4 separate regions of the Homo sapiens genome follow, and regions 1, 2 and 3 are each linked to region 4. A link is a contact called in ENCODE Hi-C or POLR2A ChIA-PET data. All regions are on one chromosome and are shown on one strand. Each heading gives the region's core, a stretch centred on a gene start or an enhancer-like site at or near the end of the contact. The rest is flanking DNA. Distances are from core to core; before and after follow the strand shown.

The links. A loop is a pair of places that touch in the nucleus more often than their neighbours do. ChIA-PET counts read pairs that join two places held with the same protein, here RNA polymerase II (POLR2A). Pooled maps may share reads with other maps.
Region 1: a map of gastrocnemius medialis shows a loop between it and region 4 (6-fold over the local background). The contact joins the promoter of PALMD here to the promoter of SLC71A1 in region 4. A Hi-C loop is called at or near these places in 2 of 168 maps with a recorded cell type or tissue (endothelial cell of umbilical vein and gastrocnemius medialis) and 3 of 50 pooled maps. POLR2A ChIA-PET finds 5 or more read pairs at or near these places in 1 of 52 experiments (Panc1).
Region 2: a map of prostate gland shows a loop between it and region 4 (5-fold over the local background). The contact joins the enhancer-like site here to the promoter of SLC71A1 in region 4. A Hi-C loop is called at or near these places in 1 of 168 maps with a recorded cell type or tissue (prostate gland), 1 of 37 single-sample maps with no recorded cell type and 9 of 50 pooled maps. POLR2A ChIA-PET finds 5 or more read pairs at or near these places in 2 of 52 experiments (H1 and activated naive CD4-positive, alpha-beta T cell).
Region 3: a loop to region 4 is called in a map of PC-9, with 27 times the contacts of the local background. The contact joins the promoter of CDC14A here to the promoter of SLC71A1 in region 4. A Hi-C loop is called at or near these places in 23 of 168 maps with a recorded cell type or tissue (B cell, CD4-positive, alpha-beta T cell, CD4-positive, alpha-beta memory T cell and 18 more), 34 of 37 single-sample maps with no recorded cell type and 38 of 50 pooled maps. POLR2A ChIA-PET finds 5 or more read pairs at or near these places in 9 of 52 experiments (CD4-positive, alpha-beta T cell, CD4-positive, alpha-beta memory T cell, WTC11 and 4 more).

What each region holds. Positions count from the first base shown.
Region 1 is chr1:99,644,531-99,647,463 of GRCh38, reverse strand. It overlaps PALMD (palmdelphin), which reads right to left and starts at 1,351. Exons shown (of 8, transcript NM_017734.5): 1 at 1,102-1,351. The coding sequence starts at 1,146.
Region 2 is chr1:100,386,017-100,389,125 of GRCh38, reverse strand. The region is part of intron 3 of CDC14A (cell division cycle 14A); the gene reads right to left. Among named protein-coding and RNA genes, the nearest start is that of CDC14A, 35 kb to the right of the region's middle. Within about 2 kb of position 1,270, at least 5 of the 41 ENCODE cell types and tissues checked have a DNase peak (open chromatin) inside an H3K27ac peak, as active enhancers do.
Region 3 is chr1:100,351,070-100,353,809 of GRCh38, reverse strand. It overlaps CDC14A (cell division cycle 14A), which reads right to left and starts at 1,304. Exons shown (of 16, transcript NM_003672.4): 1 at 807-1,304; 2 at 1-48. The coding sequence starts at 855. RefSeq lists enhancers at 178-427, 468-777, 2,028-2,077, 2,118-2,547 and silencers at 1,358-1,407, 1,438-1,527.
Region 4 is chr1:100,036,829-100,039,852 of GRCh38, reverse strand. SLC71A1 (solute carrier family 71 member 1) reads right to left here and starts at 1,758. Exons shown (of 12, transcript NM_033055.3): 1 at 1,537-1,758. The coding sequence starts at 1,620. LOC124904230 (a long non-coding RNA gene) reads left to right here and starts at 1,845. Exons shown (of 7, transcript XR_007066251.1): 1 at 1,845-2,123. RefSeq lists silencers at 1,132-1,321, 1,782-1,961 and enhancers at 1,442-1,721, 1,684-2,286.

The sequences.
Region 1 (2,933 bases), core at 102-2,601, 390 kb after region 4:
TACTATTGGCTAAGAAGACATTTCAATTTACTGAATGTTTCCTGGGTGAAACTAAGATATTGTATCAATTAGTAAAAAATCTAAATTAGGATTAGCATAATTAGTTATGCAATGAAAATTTTAAGAACAACAACAAAAAATCCCTGATCTAGCATCAGTTTTTAAAAAGTACTCATTTTTTTCCTATACCTAATGTCAGTGGCAGAAAATGCTGAGAAATTGGGATATTGCTTTCCAAAGATCTTTTTCTTCTTAAAACAATTACATCAAAAGTTATAGCTAGGGATAAATGATTGTGACACAGATTTCCAAGTTACTGCCAAATACAGGGTTTTATAAAATTAAAAAGAAAGCTGGATCATTTAAGAAAAGTAATTTATTTCTGGCTTTGACTTTTTCCCGGAACAAACATAAAAAATGTACGATTTTCCTTCTCGGTATTAACAAAATATTTTCCAAATCCACTGCATGCACTGCATTCCTTTATCAGGATCTTATTCAGTTTGTGACTCTGCTGGAAACTGATATCTTAGAATTAATCTGATACGTGCTTTTACCTAGTTTTCTCTTGTTTAATGCTTAAATTACGTATATTAACATTCATTTTAATTATTTTAGGCTTTCTGGAACATGCTACCACACTACAAATATAAAGTTTCAGGTCATTTTTAAAATTTCTTTTTCTCTCTTTAAAAAAAATTCTAACTTTTTGAGGCATTCATAGCTTAAAAAAGTTTCCAAGTTGGGGATCTGTTTTTTTATCTAATGCCAGTCAAATGGACATTTAAGGAAAAACTGCATTTCTAAGGTACACCACAGAGTGTGAAAGATAGTTAATCAGACTGCCTTAACAGCTTTTGATTGTTGTTTAAAATGCAGGCACAGCCTTTTTGAAAATCAAGAACGTTTGCCCTGCACTCAGGTTCTGAAGCCCCAGAGTTACAGAGGGTCATGAGGGTTAAGAGAGAAACAGAGACTCGTCCATGAAGGCTGACAGTTCTGTTTTTCCACTTGCGAGGGCTCAGCGACAGGGGCAGCCGGCCACGGTCTGCCTTCCTCTAAGTAACAACGTTAATGAGTTATAACTGTATGCAGACTTACTGTGATGGCCTGGAGTCTTCCCTTCACCAGCTCAGCTTCTTCCATTCTAGAAGTCAAGGACAGTCAGACGGGGAAGCAAGTCCAAAGCTACCATAAATCAAGGAGCCTCCTGGGGGAGAGGAGCGGGGGTGACAGAAGAGAAGCAGGGAGAAATCCGCTCTTTGCACCAGTGGAGAAATAGAGAAATTCCCGACTTGTCAGGAGCGTCTCCGAGCAGATGCACAGATCAGGCCAGACAGACACATGTAATGAGGGTGTGCTGGGGAGGCAGACGCTGAGGCTGCTGGCATGAGTTGACTGACAAGTTTGAACGGCAGCGGCACAAGCCCTTTTCCTTCAGGAGCTGCCAGCTCTTTGTTGTAATGTGCACAGTTAGCAAGGCACATTTTCTTATTAACTGTTCCTTACCCAATTCATTATTTTCCAGGAGTGGCACAGAGAGCCAACACACTGAGTGTTTAATCAGCCTCTGCTCTAGCAACACACAGCCATCCCCGGATGTGTTGGTCTGTGTGTGTTTGTACAAAGCTCGTTTACCTGCTTGCTAGCTCTAGGGGAGAGAGCCTTACCTTGACTGAGGCAGAAGTGCCAAGTCACTTGTTTGCCTTTCTTCCACTGATTGGATTTGATAATAATACAACAATCTATAGCTACTTTAAACTTCATGTAGTGGTAAATTTACATTGGTTCGTTCTCCCCCGTCTACACCCCACCCCCGACCCCCCTGCTCAGCACTTTGTTGCAAACTTTGGAATCTTTAGGTCATGGAGAAATCAAAGGTGTTAATGTGACTATATTAAGAAGTTGGCCCACCAAGGTATTTAGTGTGGCTTAAGCACCAAGTGCCACCTTTTGTTATTGCTTGACTTGGATTTCTATGGAATGCAGTTTTCTTTCTTGGACGCTGTTCAGAAATGACACTCTTGGCTTTCAGGAAGGTGCCCATTTTGACCTCACCGGTTACGCAAGAGAGAGGAGTGAGCCTTTGAAAATGTGATGAGACATTTGGTAACTGCCTGGAGCCCGGCACTGTGTGAATATTCGCCCATCCTTTAGAAAAAGGCAGGCAAGCCCAGTGAGACTCTTAGGTCAAAGCAGAGGCTGGGAAGCTGTACAATTGGCTCTGTCTGTTTTCTTTTCCCTACAGGTTCTTTAATTAAATTTTGCTGAAGTAAATCCTAATTACCAACTACCTTATTATTATGTGTTTGAATGCTATTAAGCGCTTTCATATCAACATTCAGCTGAAGAGGTTAAAAGGACAACCCAAACATTGAACATATGGTTTAATTTCCTTTGCAGTTTTGATATTAGTAATAATAATAGCTAATATTTGTTGCATTCTTTCTACAGGTAAATGCATACTTGCAAAGTGCTGAGAGATAAGTGCTATAATCCCTACTTTAAAAATGAGGGAACAGGCTCAGAGAGGTAATTTGCCATATAGCTAGTAAGTAGCAAAGCCAGGATTGGAACACCAGCTGCCTGACTTTATAAGTGGCATTCATCAAGGACTGCCCAAGGACACGGGGCAAGGAGAGGCACAGGCTGAAGGTTAAGTCAGTCTTTATGAGAAGTGGTTGGACCCCCAGCCTCCTTCTCTGTCTAGCTCCTAGAACACTACAGCTGGGTGTAACAGCCTAAGGCAGAACGGTGTGGGAATGTCCTCTGGAGAAACTTATTGGCCCTACTGAGGTTTCCCCACATTGTTGACTGGAGTTCCCCAACCACAGAGCCCTCATTCTGTCAGTCACTATAAGGTGAAACCCATGTTTTAAGAGTCTGAAATTATACTTGAGAGTAGTTTGTCCTTGCTCATACACCCTCAGAAG
Region 2 (3,109 bases), core at 21-2,520, 350 kb before region 4:
CTGGCTCACTGCAGCCTTGACCTCTCAGCCTCAATCGATCCTCTCACCTCGGCCTCCTGAGTAGCTGGGACCACAGGCACATGCCACCATGCCTGGCAAATATTTGTATTTTTCGTAGAGGTGAGGTCTTACCATGTTGTCCAGGCTGGTCTCGAACTCCTGGGCTTAAGTGATCCACCTGCCTTGGCCTCCCAAAGTGCTGAGATTACAGGCATGAGCCACAACACCCAGCCAGTAGTGCCCTTTTTATTAAACTTTTAAAAATTAGTATGTAAGGCCAGGTGTGATGGCTCATGCCTGTAATTCCAACACTTTGAGAGGCCAAAGCAGGAGAATCACTTAGGGCTGGGAATTTGAGACTAGCCCAGGCAACATAGTAAGACCTCATCTCTACAAAAAGACTGGATAGGAGTATCACTTAAGCTCAGGAGATGGAGGCTGCAGTGAGCCATGATCACACCACAGCAGTACAGCCTGGGCAACAGAACAAGAATTTGTCTCAAAAACAAACAAACAAAAATCAAACAAAAAAAATTAGTATTTGACTCAAAGAAAGTATCTTATTGCCAATGCCCTTATTTCCTGACAGGTTTATACAAATACTCCTATGAAATAAAGAGAGAACAAAGGCACAGCATTTAATTCAGCTCAGTTGAGTTGATGCATTGAAGTTACCTAGGGATGTAAAGGTTACAACCAATGGTGCTGACACTTGATTCTTTGCTTTCTCAATTTGGAACTACTGACTGCCTGAACATTGCCTTTTTCTGTTTTATTTCATTGTCTCATTGTCTGTTGGGTGGTTGGTTGGTTTTGCCACTTATTTGTTCCCCATCAATAAGTTATGTTTGATTTACCAAAAAGGAAATAAAGGCTCTTCAGACCTAAGCATCTCCTATCATCTCTGAATTGCAAATATCTAAATACTGCCTTACACAGGCCAGGCTCTCAATAAACATGAGTCAGACTGAGCATAGGGACTCGACGCTCTTATGGCTCCCAGCCTCTCCCTATTTACATTTCCTAATTCCCTAAAATACCTGTGGGGAAGAAAATATCAACAGTCTATCTTCAAGTCTGGATTATCATTTTTGATGCTCTTTTCTACTAAGAATTTAGGTTTTATGACAAACTACTGCTATTGGTTAATAATGTGAAACTGTATTTATTTTACAAATCTACTTGCTGAAAGGGACAAGTTATAGTGCTGTTCTTTCATCACTGATGCTTATTTCTTCCTTGGGTTTTTTTGGAGGGGGTTGGGGGGAGTAGAATCTTTTGTGTTTACTTGGTTTCGTTTTTTCTCTCTCGCATTCTAAAGTATATAGAATACAGAGACTTATCCTGGAACATGAGCCATAAAACTAAAGGACAGAACTCTGAGGAAGACTTTCTTTTCACTGTATAGCTATAAATATTATTTAAGTAAATATAATACAAATTAACACTTTAAAGATTTTAGAAGAATGCTTAAACTTTATAAGCTTTCATAAATTACATCAGATAGAGAATGATCTTCACAAAATCTTCCTAGAAACTTTATTTTAAAATATTTCCTATGAGAAACTCCCCACAGGAAGCAAACATAACTGACTTCTTTTTAGAGCTTTCTGCCTGATTTTTAGGAAAATGTTTAAAGCTGCTAGCATTTACTTTGCTTAGGTATTTTTGGAATTCAGTTTCCTCGGTTAAGTTTCAAAAGCACACCAGCCAAGAAATGATTTCCTGCTTAGCGAAGCTTGGCCAGCATCTCCGAGGTCAAATCACTGAGAGGTGAGTTCTCTCACTCGAGGAATCAAAACGAATTCAAAGTTAATGAGAGCAGAGAAAAATCTACTAATCTCAAAATTAGACCTTGTCCTAATTTCCTAATTAATTTTCTAATTAATCTCAAATTTGCTAATATCAAAATTAGGCCTTTTGCTAATGTCTTTCCTTTTCACAACTGGGCCTCCCTCTTATGGTCATCCTGGCCCACAGTTTTCTACCAGTGATGCTGTTCAACAGAGAAGATACTTTGGTATTGGAATAAAAATTTGAGGGGTAACAAAATATTTTGTCCGTTGTTTAGCTGATGTTTTATATGAGTGGGCTGATTTAAAAAAAAAAAACTCTTTAATGTTTTTTCCTCTCAAATTTTAAGCATGTCCCCCACTTAAAAAATACTATTACATAATCAAAGCACCCTAGAAGAAGCAATACTAACACCCAGTGGAGACATCGATGATTGAAGTACCTTCTATGGAACATTAACTTCTCTTTTGAGATCTTTCATGGAAGAACTTTACCATGCAGACAAAGTCACAGTTTGGAGACAATAGGACAGGACTCTATGTATGAGCCCAGTCAATGTTTTCTCAGATTCTGCCCTAATATCAGGAGAATATCATGCCTCTAAATTGGACAGTGGCCTCTTCCTTACTCTGGTCTGTCTCCTCTGTAGCTGGGACCACAGGAAGGTGTCACCATGCCTGGCTAATTTTTGTATTTTTAGTAGAGATGGGGTTTCACTATGTTGGCTAGGCTGGTCTTGAACTCCTGACCTCAAGTGATCTGCTCACCCCAGCCTCCCAAAGTGCAGGGATTACAAAGCAAATATGATGAGTGGGCCCTTCAAGGAGAACACTTGCAAGGTTACATCATAGCCACAGGCTTTCAATGAGCTACCTGCTCTATTACAGATTATTTTCTGCTTTACACAAGAAGCTCACAGGTTACAAAAACACTGTATGCCATAGCAAAGTGAAGTTTAAAATTGGTCAATTCCAATAAATACAGTGTAAATATAAAATAGAGAGGGTCACAGAAAGAATACTGAGACCTCTGGACTATTTGCCAGCTCTGTAGCAGCACAGCACATGACCCATTACAAATCACAATCTGCAGCCAGCCACTATCCACCTTATGTTTTAGATTTCTATCTTGAAACTGGAACAAATACTCTTCTTTTTTTTTTTTTTAAATACTATCTCACTCTGTCACCCAGGCTGGAATACAGTGGCATGATCTTGGCTCACTGCAACCTCCACTTCCCAGGTTCAAGCAATTCTCATGCCTCAGCCTCCTGAGTAGCTGGGACTACAGGCAGGTGACACCACGCCTGGCTAAT
Region 3 (2,740 bases), core at 55-2,554, 310 kb before region 4:
TTACTGTGCTTTTTGGTCTATTCCTTAAAGTAGCAAAATATAACCGATCTGAAAGACAAGTTTAAAAGACAGAAAAAACATATGAGAAGTAGAGAAGTGGAAGTGAAGGTGGGTGGTAACATACGAAGGATCACAATTTAAAGACCCCATTAACACGTGGAATTCTTGCAGAAACCTCATCCCTCCCAGAAAGCTAGAGACTCAAGAGCACAACAGTTAGGCAAGAGGAGGACCTGACCGAGGAACTCAGCGGGGCTCAGAGCACCCACATTTCCCTTGTTTCAGGCCAGCAGAGTAGGCAGGAGCTGGGGGTACCCGCAGAACTGGAGGTGCAAGTTTGGTTCCCAAATCTCCAGACCTCAGCAGCTGCGAGAAGGGGAAGAAAGAGGTGAGCCTCCCGACGCAGCTTCGGAGATTTGAAAAAGAGGAAGGGAGAGAGACTTGGGGGGTGTGGTTGGGGGTGTCCCGAAAACCGAAGCCTGCGATGGTGGAGTAAAGGTGACCGGTGAGCATCCGGAGCAGGCTCCCCATGAGCTGCTGAGTGCCGGAGTACGGGCAGAAGCCGGTGCTGTCCCATTACGAGGCCGAGAGGCCATCCGAGGGAGCTGCAGAGGGAGCAAGGGACACAAGAAAGAGAAGCCGGAAGCAGGGGGTCCTCGGAGAAAGGAGAGTCCCTAGAGGGGACGAGAGCGCGCGCAGCGGCTGCAGGACACTGGCAGCCTCAGGAGAAGGTGGGGACAGTGGCGCGGGAAGTGAAGAGTTGGGGGCAAGAAAGCGTTGGAAGATGCGGGGCGGCTGCTCCTCACCTTTCATGAACTCACAAGCCCCGATTAGTTCCCCTGACTCCGCTGCCATCTTAAGCGAGATACGCACGGGGGAGGGCTGGGTCGTGGCCAGCTGAAGTCACTCGCCCCCGGGGGCTTCCCCACTGCCCAGGAGCCAGGAAGCTCACAGTCCCGAACAACAAGCCTGGCCGAGGGAGGCAGCAGGCGCCGAAGGCGGAGGCGGCTTCGGGGTCAGCGCGCCGGGCGCCCCGGGGACATTCCGAGGGGAACCCGAGCTCGCTCCGCGCGGGGCGCTCACGCCCCTGGCTGTGGCCGCTCCTATTTGGACTCGGCTGCTGCAGCTGCTGCTCCGCCGCCGCCGCGCCTGGGAAACGCAGACCAGCTCTCAGGGCAGGGCAAAGTCTTCCCCCGGCTTCCAAAGTGATCATGGAGGAGGAGACTTCTGGTCCCGATCGCGCCCGTGGCTACTCGAGCGGCAGCCGGGAGGACTTCAGTGCCCGCGGGCTGGCAGCAGCTGCTCCGGATCCTCCTTCGCCACCTCCTTTCAGCAGTTACTCTTCCTCCTCCTCCTCCCCCTGGGTCCGCCCCCAGACCTTCCTCCCCGCCCTCCCTCAGCCCCCTCCACTTTCACGACTCCGCGGCCATCCCTTAAAGGGACAGCCCCGCTCCTTTCTCCGCAGCAGCCCCAGTTACCAGGCGCCCCGCGGGTCACTAGGAGCCGGTTGCTAAGGCTTTGTTGCCGTCCACCAATTGCTGTTCAGGAAACGGGGCCCTCGGCCCAGGGGAGCGGGCGGGGCCTGTAGGCCAGAAACTTATGAATGAAACGGCGGGGTTGAGAGTGGACATCGCCAAAGGCGCTGTCGCGGCCTCGGAGGCTAGGATGTGCTGGCGCCCCCTTTCTTTTCTGCACCCTCTAAGTCTTGTCCCACTCCAGATTTCTTTTCTCTCTCTCTCTCATTCTCTTTCTTTCTCGCCCACTCACCCATGCTCTTCTAAACTCTTGTAGGGCGCGCGCGCGCGCACACACACACACACACACACACACACACACTCGTAAAAACCTCAGATCTCCGTGCCCTGCCTCGCCTCTAGCTAACATTTCAGCCACCCCCCACGCCCAACACTGAGGGGGTCTGCATCTTTATAAAAAATACAATTGAAAAAGAAGCACCAGCTCCTAGCTCACAGTACATGTATTGGTTTCCTCTACACATACCAGACTCTGATATAACTTGTACTTTGTTCTCACGGGACAAAAAGTTTCCCATCTGGTTCTCCACGCCCTCTCATCTGGGCCGCCAATGTGAGCGCAAAAGCATCACAGATGCCTAATCTTTACAGTGCTCCGGTCCCGGAGGGGCGGGGCGAGACCGCTGAGCCAGCCTGGGCGGGCGCGGAGGGAACAGGAGAGAGAGGAGAGTCCACTGGTCCAAGGAGGAAGGTTAACACAAAGGAATTTCTTTACATAGTCTCAGCTGAAGCGCTCCAGGCAGGAGTCCCGCTAAAAGAGGCCATTGACTTGTCTCTGCGAGGCTCTACGTACTGTTTGAACAACTTGAACGCTGGGCGTCCTAAGGCTGTACCTAATCAGAGTGCAGTCCCTTCCATACGAAAATGGCGCTACAGACCGACTATCCGAAGAGCATGCGCTCTGAGAGGTCTCTCCAGAAACAGCAAGAAACTTGTGGCGGCGTTTTCCTTCGCAGTCGCTTGTTGACCTCTAGGGAGAAAGGGGGCGCACCCGTGCAGAGCTGACTGAGGGAACCAGCCCTTCGAGGGCCAATTGCAGGTTTTGTTTGTGGTTTTTTTTTTTTTAATGTGTGTTTTGTTTTAGACAGGGTCTCGCTCTGTCACCCAGGCCGGAGTGCGGTGGCTCAATCTCTGCTCACTGCAATCTCCACCTCCCGAGTACAAGCGATTCTCGTGCCTCATTCTCCCAAATAGTTGGATCTACA
Region 4 (3,024 bases), core at 509-3,008:
AAACTGAACTTTCCAAGGAAAAGGAAGCTGTGTTTCTTAATCAGTTTCATTCTTACATTTTGTAAAAAATACTGATCTTAAATATCACTTGGTCTTACAAAATACAATCTTTCATTGCCACTATTTTGTAGATTTTATGAAGAATGTAAAATATTGTCTCTTTCTAAAGGTAGACAAAGGCAACAGTATTTTTCTCCCCACATAGTTCTTACCTACTTGGTCAAAAGAGCTATGACTCTTCATAACCGATCTAATCAAAGTAATGTTTTAATTAATCAAGTTCAATAAAAAGAACTTGAGGAATTTGTTTCTTTTTTTCAATAAATGTCAAAGCTATAACATATAATAAACGTTAAACTAAAAATATATTCCAAAGTCATTACATATGTCTCAAGTTTTCTAAACTTTGGCATATTGACTGGGCCGTGTTCTGAAATGTCATAAAATTTTGTCACGTTTTTCAACTGAATTCAGCAAATCCTCAATGGTGGCCTACTTACACATTTACTACTGTGCTAGCAGTTGATCGCGGCTCCAATAAGATATAAACAGAAATGGAATTAATGGTACAATTTCTGCACACTTCAGGTAAGTGAAACATATATATCACCTTTCCATTCTATTTCAGAACGCGGTATCAGCGGATGCAACAAAGACCACACAGTGTAGCAACGGAGAAATGTTAGCATAAAACAGTTTTGTTTTGTTTTGTTTTTCAATTAAAAATCCTACGTCCCCAGCTGGTTAACTACACACTGCATAAAGTTTACTGTGATGACAACTGTTTCTAAAAAGCAAACCTTTCTTCCCTTCAAAGTGTCCTCCTCCGATCCTTAGGCCATGACTGATTCTAATACTTTTGATCTTAAGACACACAGTGATGACTTTTCTTTGAAAACTAGCAGGTTCGAATGTAGGCCCCAGGTGTCTGCCGTCATGCTTCCGACTCCGGGAAGTGAGGGAAGCCCATCTCCGGTCAGGGTTTACTGTAAGCAGCCCAGAGCCGGAGCACCGACGCAGAGAGACGTGGAAACAGAAAGCGAACGTACTACGGGGCCGCAGCGGGATCCCCGCGCCAGACGCCACCCCGTTAGCAACATATGGGAGAGCAGGGATGGTTCCCAGCCCCTTGACAAGCGCGGCGACGGCTCCGCGGGGCCTGGCGGCGAAGGCGAGGCGAGGCTGCGGCGACGAGGGGCGCGGCGGGCGGGCCGCCGGGGGAGCCCCGCACATTCCTCCCCGCGGCGGAGGCGCACGTGGGGTTCGAGGCCGCAGGGCCTGCAGAGGCGGCCAGAGCAGAGGGCGGCAGGTGCGGGAAAGAAAGAGGACGGGCCCCGGAGGCCGCAAGCCCGAGCAGCGGAGGACGATTCCCGGAGCGGCGGCATGCGGGTCCGCGACCCCGAGGCACCGGCAGCTCGGACAGGGTGGGGGAAGGGAGGGAGGCACCGGGACGCCTAGAGACGGCAGTGTGGGGGTCTGAAGGAGAGACCGGATGGGGGCCCCGAGGGACGCTCGCCGGCGCGGAACTCAGCTCACCGTGCCTCCGTCCTTAATGATGATCTTCTTGGCCAGCATGATACTGCGGTTCGCGGCCCGTTTCTTCTTCTTCCCCTGGGTCATTTTACCATCCTCGATTCCTGGCGCTGCTGCAGCCACTCCCGGGGCGGCAGGCCCCAGCAGCTAGTGCCGTCCCACCACTACTGCCGGGCCGAGCCGCTCTGGGCGCCCGCCGCCATCTTGAGGGCCCGGCCTGCCTCCGGCGGCGCGTCACAATCGTGCGATCAGCCGACGAGCGGGCCCCGCCCCTCCCGCGTGATACCGCCCCGCCCGCTCGCCGCCAGCCCACTCTACAGTAGCCGCGCGGCCAGGGTAACCGCGGGCTCGCGTGGGTGCTGCTGGCTACCTGTACAACTTCGTGCTCCGGCGTCACCAGCTAGCTAAATCCTCGCAACGGTTCTGGGCGATAGGGGCCGTTTTTGTCCCCCTTCTTCAGCAGATGAGGGAATTTGTTTCAAAAAGTTGTTACCTGCTCACGGAAACAGACGTCCTAAGCTATTAACACAATCTCCAGCTGTGTTCTAACCAAGACAGGAACCGAAGGGAACAGTAAAAAATCATTTTCCGTAAGTAATGGGTAACTTAAGAGATAATGTAGTGTTTCAGAAACAGTCTTGTCCTTTTGGTGTTCAGGGACCCCCGCTAGAACTCAGCTGGCTCACGCTTGTTTACCTCCCTAGACCCAGGACCTTTTTTATTCCCTGCCAAAAAAAATACCTTACCTGACCGATGTCACCCTTTGTGGCCCTCTACGTTTTTACTGTATTGTTTAAAAATAAATTTGATGGGAACATTGCTAGAAAGGGCAATTTACACAAGTGGAAGTGGACTTTAAAGTATCACAATGTTAAAATTAGATATTGATAACTACCGTGTTGTATAATAGAATATCCTTTTCCTTAAGAGAAAAACACGAGGGATAGGGATACACCGCATGCTCCCTACTCTCAGATGGTTAGGGAGTAACATGTATGTGTATGTATATGTAGGTGGGGAAAAGAGAGGGACAAAGCAAAATGGCGAATGTTTAAAAGTACTGAAACTAGGTATGGTAGTTCTAAGATATGTTCACAGATTCAATGATATTCCTCCCTGGAAGAGGTGGACTCTAATTCCCCTCCCCTTGAGTGTAGACTAGGCTTAGTGACTCTTGATAGATCAAAACAGAAGTGACAGTATTGACTTCAGAGGCTAGGTCATAAAAGGCACTGCATCTTCCTTTGCGGGTCTCTTTTTCATTCATTTTGGGGCTTGGAGCCTGGGGAAGCCTGCTTCCGTGTTTTCAGGACACTCAAGCAGCCTATGGAGAGATCCAGTTGTCCAGGAACTGTTTGTAGCCTCCTACCAAATGCCACGGAGTGAGTCACTTTGGAAGTAGATCCTCCAACCTTGGTCAAGCCTTTGGCTGACTACAACTTCATGAGAGACCCAGAGGTAGGACCACCTAGCTTAGCCACTCCTGGAATC